2 separate regions of the Homo sapiens genome follow, and region 2 is linked to region 1. The links are chromatin loops, found by intact Hi-C in ENCODE. Cell type or tissue: PC-3. All regions are shown on one strand. Each heading gives the region's core, and the rest is flanking DNA. Links, peaks and the distances in the headings are about the cores only.

What was found. A loop is a pair of places that touch in the nucleus more often than their neighbours do. Peaks named below come from ENCODE experiments on the same cell type or tissue, not always from the same donor. Only the 100,000 strongest peaks of a DNase experiment are listed, where the experiment ranks them.
Region 2: a loop joins it to region 1, with 4 times the contacts of the local background. A loop is called at or near these places in 2 of 110 quality-filtered maps.

What each region holds. Positions count from the first base shown.
Region 1 is chr18:73,978,749-73,981,667 of GRCh38, reverse strand. No RefSeq gene overlaps it. Among named protein-coding and RNA genes, the nearest start is that of FBXO15, 170 kb to the left of the region's middle. In PC-3, for the core only: CTCF peaks have their summits at 924 and 1,128 (motif pointing right); a DNase peak (open chromatin) is centred at 1,707.
Region 2 is chr18:73,847,287-73,850,205 of GRCh38, reverse strand. No RefSeq gene overlaps it. Among named protein-coding and RNA genes, the nearest start is that of FBXO15, 300 kb to the left of the region's middle. In PC-3, for the core only: no CTCF peak of the experiment used is centred there; a DNase peak (open chromatin) is centred at 1,285; H3K27ac peaks cover 462 bases.

The DNA.
Region 1 (2,919 bases), core at 93-2,592:
ACATGTAAGCAGCCAGTCTTTTTTTCCTGTTCCCTTGCCCCTGCAGTATTTATCAGGATCTAGCATACTGTATCATTTACCTAGTATATTTGCTTATTGCTACCCATGTCCCAGGAGAATGTGAGTTCTAGCTTTGTCTTTTTGTGCCCTGAGATGCTGAGAACATTGTAGGCTCTCAATAATGTCTGTTGAATTAATGATAATTTTCCTCTCATGGGCACGAGATAGAGGCACTCCAACCTCACACCCACATTTTGGGCAGGAAAATAAGAAAATAAAGATGAATGCAAAGACAAAGATGAACAGGAGTAGGAGGAAAGGAAAAAAGGAGTAGAATGGGGAAAAAGAGGAGGAGGAAGAAGAAAGAAGCAGTGTCTATTTCATGAAAAAAATCTGAAATACTTAGCAAAACTTCACATCTGCTTCACTGGCTAGAACTGTGTCGGTGAGGGTGAGTATTGTGAGTAGTTTGTCAAGTTAAACAAAACTAGAACTTTTGCTAATAAGAAAGGAGAGAATCAATGTGAATTAGATCATTTCAGGTGGTGATAAGTACGAACCAGTCAGAGTCCTTGGTAGCGAACAATGTATATCAGAACTTCGGCTATTAGACAAGGACATTTGGAGTCCTATGAGGGGGCTGACGGAATCAGCTAGAAGACTTGATCAGCATCAAAGGAAGCCGGGGCAGCCAGGATACTGTTCTAGCAACAACTAGTGCAGGATGCCCCTGCAGGTGCCCTGCCCCCACCACACTGCCAAGGCTGGAAACTATTCACCACTCAACCCTCAACTCTGTGCAACCTGCGGCAGCTTCAGACCCTCCATCTGAGGGCAGCTCCTGTGAGTGGGAGTCCCGGGGGCAGCAGAGCCTCTGTGTGCTTGGATCATTAAGTCTTGCTCCATGTTCTAGTGCCCCGGGGGATGGGAGAGAGAGCACCTGCTTCCCTGCGTCTTTAGCTCTCATGGTAGATGTGGGTGCTGGGCTGCTGGAGAGGCCGAGTCATAGCTTAGACAGTAATCCGGGAAGGTTTAGGGTGGTCAGGGAGGGGCCTCTCCCAGTGGGTGATATTTGAGGTGAGAACAAAGTGATGAGAGAATATTCCAACCAAATGTCCAGACGGAGAGAAAGGAGCCCAGCAGAGGGAGACAGAGAGAGAGACGGAAAAGCTGGTGGGAGGATGAGTAGTAAGGAGGAGAGGCGGGTAAAGGATGAGTGTAGAGGCTTGGAGGTGTTTTACTATGCAGGGCCTTGCAAATTCCAGCAAGAGGTTTGGCTTTTACTCTATTTGTGGAGGAAGCCATTGGAGGTTTAGGTGTTACTTTATTTGGGAGGGAATCACTAACCAGAGGATGCTAGGAACTAAATTAAATTTTAACAAGATGACTGTGGCTGCACGTGGAGAACAGGCCATTGCAGCTGCCCAGGAAAGACGTGATGGCAGCTTGGAGGAGGTGGTCAGACTGGAGTTAATAAGACATGGTCAGCTTGTGGAGGAGCAGGTCTGGTTGGGGTTGGTGGTGTTGGTAAAGGGGTCAGTAGTTCAATTTTATCCTTACAGAGTTTAATTAATTGTTATCTCCTCGAGTGGAAATGTTCAGGATGGAGATGGATATGTAAATCTGGAATTAAGGGAAGGAGCTGGGTGACTCAGATTTGAGAATCCTAATTGTGTAAATGGTATTTAAAGCTATGAAGCAGGATGATGTCACCAAGCAGGGAGTGTAGACAGAGGAGAGGGATAAGGGAAGCCTGCCAGCTTCTACAGGCAGAAGAGGAGCTTCTCTAAGGGACTGAGGAGGAGGAGCCTGCAGGTAGCAGGAGACACCACTGAGTGTGGGTCACAGTCTGGGGAAGAGCGTTTGTCTGGGATGTCTAGAGCATTACTTTTAAAATAGAAGAGTCAATTTGTTTTGCATTATTTCAGGTAGGCAATCCAAATACATACCGTGTGTTTTTAGATCACAATGTTATTTTCTCTCACTGGATTTTGTTTATTTATATTCATACTGTGTTTACCTCTATAAAAGGATTTGAGGGAATTGGGTATAAAGTGGTATTTCGATAACCCATTAAAATAGAAAATTAAGATGAAATGGAAAATAGGAAAAGCTAAATACTATAGGTGTTAATATGCTATACCTCGTTACCATGACAGAATTTCCCATTTAATTCAATCTCCCAGTAGCCAACATCAAAAGGGACAGATTAGGTTTTATAATCATCTTCTTAGATATGGGGAATATTAAAATTCAAGGGAGACAAAGTATTTCCTATAAAATGCTAGAACTAGAATTTATTCTGACAGGCATCGCATACATAGTGGCACACAAAATGCTAAAACAAAACCCAGCGCTCGTCATTATTTTATTCCTACAGAAGCAGAAAATCTTTGAGGTGGTTTCTACTATCATCCCTATTTTATAGATATGAAAACTGAGGCTGGGAGGGGTTCAGTGCATTGGCCAAAACCACATGGATAAGAATTAGCGGAGTGCAATGCTGTGACTGCACACAGCTCCCCGTGTAAGAAGGGAGAGAATAAGGAAGGAACGATGCCGGAAAGGATGGTGGGTCCCACTGTGAAGGTCCCTAAATGTACACTTCTTCCTGCTTCCCTTTTCCCCGCCATCCTCCACCCCTTTACTTGGCCACAACTTCTTATCTTTCAGGCCTCACTGTGGACACACTTTTCCCTGGAGTGACATGGTTTTCACTGGAAGCTTCTCTCATTTCCTTTTGGAAGCTTCCTTCACTCTGCCCGCACCACCATGTCTCCTCTAGGTTCCCCTAGCTCTCTGTGCTCACCCTGCCTGCTGGTCACCATGCAGGGATGTATTTCTCTTTCTTGGTTTCCATGTGAGAGTGAGAACTCCCCAAGGAAAGATGTCTGGTGTTTAAAACCTGGGATCTTAGCT
Region 2 (2,919 bases), core at 159-2,658, 130 kb after region 1:
GGTCTACATATAATCCCGCCAGAAGCAGGACGTACCACTTGACCTTGAACCATGTGAGCCAAGATGTGATCACTGGCATCTGCATATTGCCCTTGGTCTTCCGGTCAGAACTGAGTTTGGGGAAAGGATTTTAGATATATAGACCATTTGCTTTCATTTAACTTCTATTTTAAACTTAAGTTTACATAAGAGACTCTTAAAAGCCTACCTGGTGAAATTTGCCTTTTCCTAAATGGCAGAAGAAGAATCTTAGCAAGATCATCACTCTATGGCTTGAAGAGATGACCCAATTAAATTAGAGCTAGATTAAGCAGCAACAATAACAATAGCAACAAACAAACAGGACAAGTCATTTGTGCCATATTTGATCTTTGCAAAGGTCTGCTCACATCTTAGGCTGGTCTGGGATAAGTCCTTGCAGCCTGCACAACCTGCAGGCAGCTGACCTTCATGACCTGGAGGGAAAATGCTTCCAGATCATGATATTCCGAGGGATGACCTGTTTGATTACAGTTAACTCTACCAGTTTGAAGCAAATAAGAAAAATGTGGATTATATGAGGCTAAAATATATTCTGGCAAAGGCCTTTTCAAGGGGGCGGGGTGATTCTAGGCTCAGGAAATAAAGCAGAACAGCTGCTTCTTTGATTCTCTTCCTCCTCCCTCTCCCCTTCTTTCCCTCTATCTCTTTCTTCCTCCTTTTCTCTCTTCACATAATTTATTGCAAATATATTAACAAAATACTTCATATTAGAGCAATTCAAATGTACAGGGCATCTCAAGTGGCTGTCAATTGGAATAGGTTATCAAAAGAAAAATAGGTGCGCATGCTCACTTGCTTGTTTTGCTCTACTTACTTTACCCATTCAGTCTGCAGTGAGCTGCAACACCCTCCATTTCAGCTAGCTGGATCTGCAGAAAGATCCTAAAAATCTATTTTTCCACTGAGGATAAACTCTGCAAGGTGTTGTGGGTTTTCACCTTTTCTTCTAGGTAAAAATGAGGCCCAGATTTGCTCAGTGGTTTTTATCAGATCACTCAGCTAGTAATACACAGCAAAGCCAGGACAAAAACCTCTGTTTTGTGGACACTCCGCTGATTAACCTTTCTACTCCCATAGTGACTTCTTTCTTAAGCTTTAATGACTGATGCTATTGAGTAGAGTTCCCTGTAAAACTCACTCTTTATTGTATTTCCTTATTGCTCAAATTTTTACAGATTCAAGATGTTCTTTGAAAAGAGAACTTTCCTGAGGTAAGCAAGTATTTCAGTAATGCCCAAAGCAAACATTTTTTTTTTTTTGGCTTCAGCTCACTTCTGACTCATGTCCCTTGATAACTGAGTTCTTCTTCCCCAAGAACCTTAATTATTTTCATCACTGGTTCTTCAATTGTTCCTTGGCCTGATTTCTTCTGTTGTCTTAGACACTTGATCACAAAACAGGAAGCCTGAGAGCTGGGTGCAAGCTCCACTTCCATTGTCCTCTAAGCCAGAGCTGAGTGTGGCCCAAGGACATTGTGTTGTAGGAACATTTTCTTGGATGTTACCTTATTTGTAGCAATTTAGAATTTCAGAATAAATCATCCAAAATGCTTTCCTCTCTTTGTGACTTTGAAGAGCTGGCCCTAGCAGTAAGGTCAGGTCGCTGACTCCCTTGTCAGCTCAGCAGCCTTTGGAAAGAAATGGCTCTAGAATCTCAGGGGTGTCCAATCTTTTGGCTTCCCTGGGCCACATTGGAAGAAGAAGAATCGTCTTGGGCCACACATAAAATACACTAACTCTAGTGATAACTGATGAGCTAAAAAAAAATTGTGAAAAAAAAAACTCATAATGTTTTAAGGAAGTTTATGAATTTGTGTTGGGCCGCATTCAAAGCTGTCCTAGGCCCCATGCATCCCACAGGCCATGGGTTGGACAAGCTTGGCTCTAGATGATGTGAATTGCTTCAGGGGTCACCTGCATCTCACATTAAAGACCACGAAAGAGGGCGAAAAGAGAGTAACTCTGTTGGGTAATACATCGAGCTTTTATACATGCAATTAGTGCTCAGGGTTTCTCTTGTCATAAACATGAAGCTCTTCATTTATGCCTATGTAAGGACAATTGTCTAAATAGTTAATAATTTATGCCTATGTAAGGACGATCGTCTAAATAGTTAATAATTTAGTTTGGTAGAGACACTGGGCATCAGAGTGGACCATGCCAGGAGACAGAGCTGTGAGAAGGGTCCTGGAGGTGTCTGCAACACCCCTTTGTTAAGTATTTGTGAATCTAAACATAGCTAAATGTAGAAAAGCTTCAGTAAAAATATGGTAAAATAACAACAACAACAAAAAAGGTACACCTGTCTAGGGCACTTACTGTGAATGGAGTTTGAAGGACTAGAAATTGCCCTGGGTAAGTCAATAAATGAGTAAATGGTGAGTAAATGTGAAGGCCTAGGACATTACTGTCCACTACTGTAGACTTATAAACACTGTACACTTGGATACACTAAATTTATTAAACAGTTTTTTTAGTAACAAATTAACCTTAGCTTACTATAAGTTTTTACTTTATAAACTTTTAATTTTTTTAACTTTTGAGTCTTTTGTGACAACACTTTTCTTAAAACACAGAAACAGTCTACAGATTGTGTATAAGAAAATAAAAATATTTTCCTTCATTATATTCTATTTTGTAAACTTTTTTGTATTTTTAATTTAATTTTTGTATTTTTTATTTTTAAACTTTTTTTGTTAAAAACTAAGACACACACACACACACACACATTAGCCTATGTCTTTAATGTGATCACACTGGAATTTTATCATATGATTGGATATTTGCCATTTCAGTCACATCCACTGTTTACTTATTGAGTGCTTACTACTTGCCAGGCACTTTTCTATTATATTTTCGATAATTCGTATAATATTAA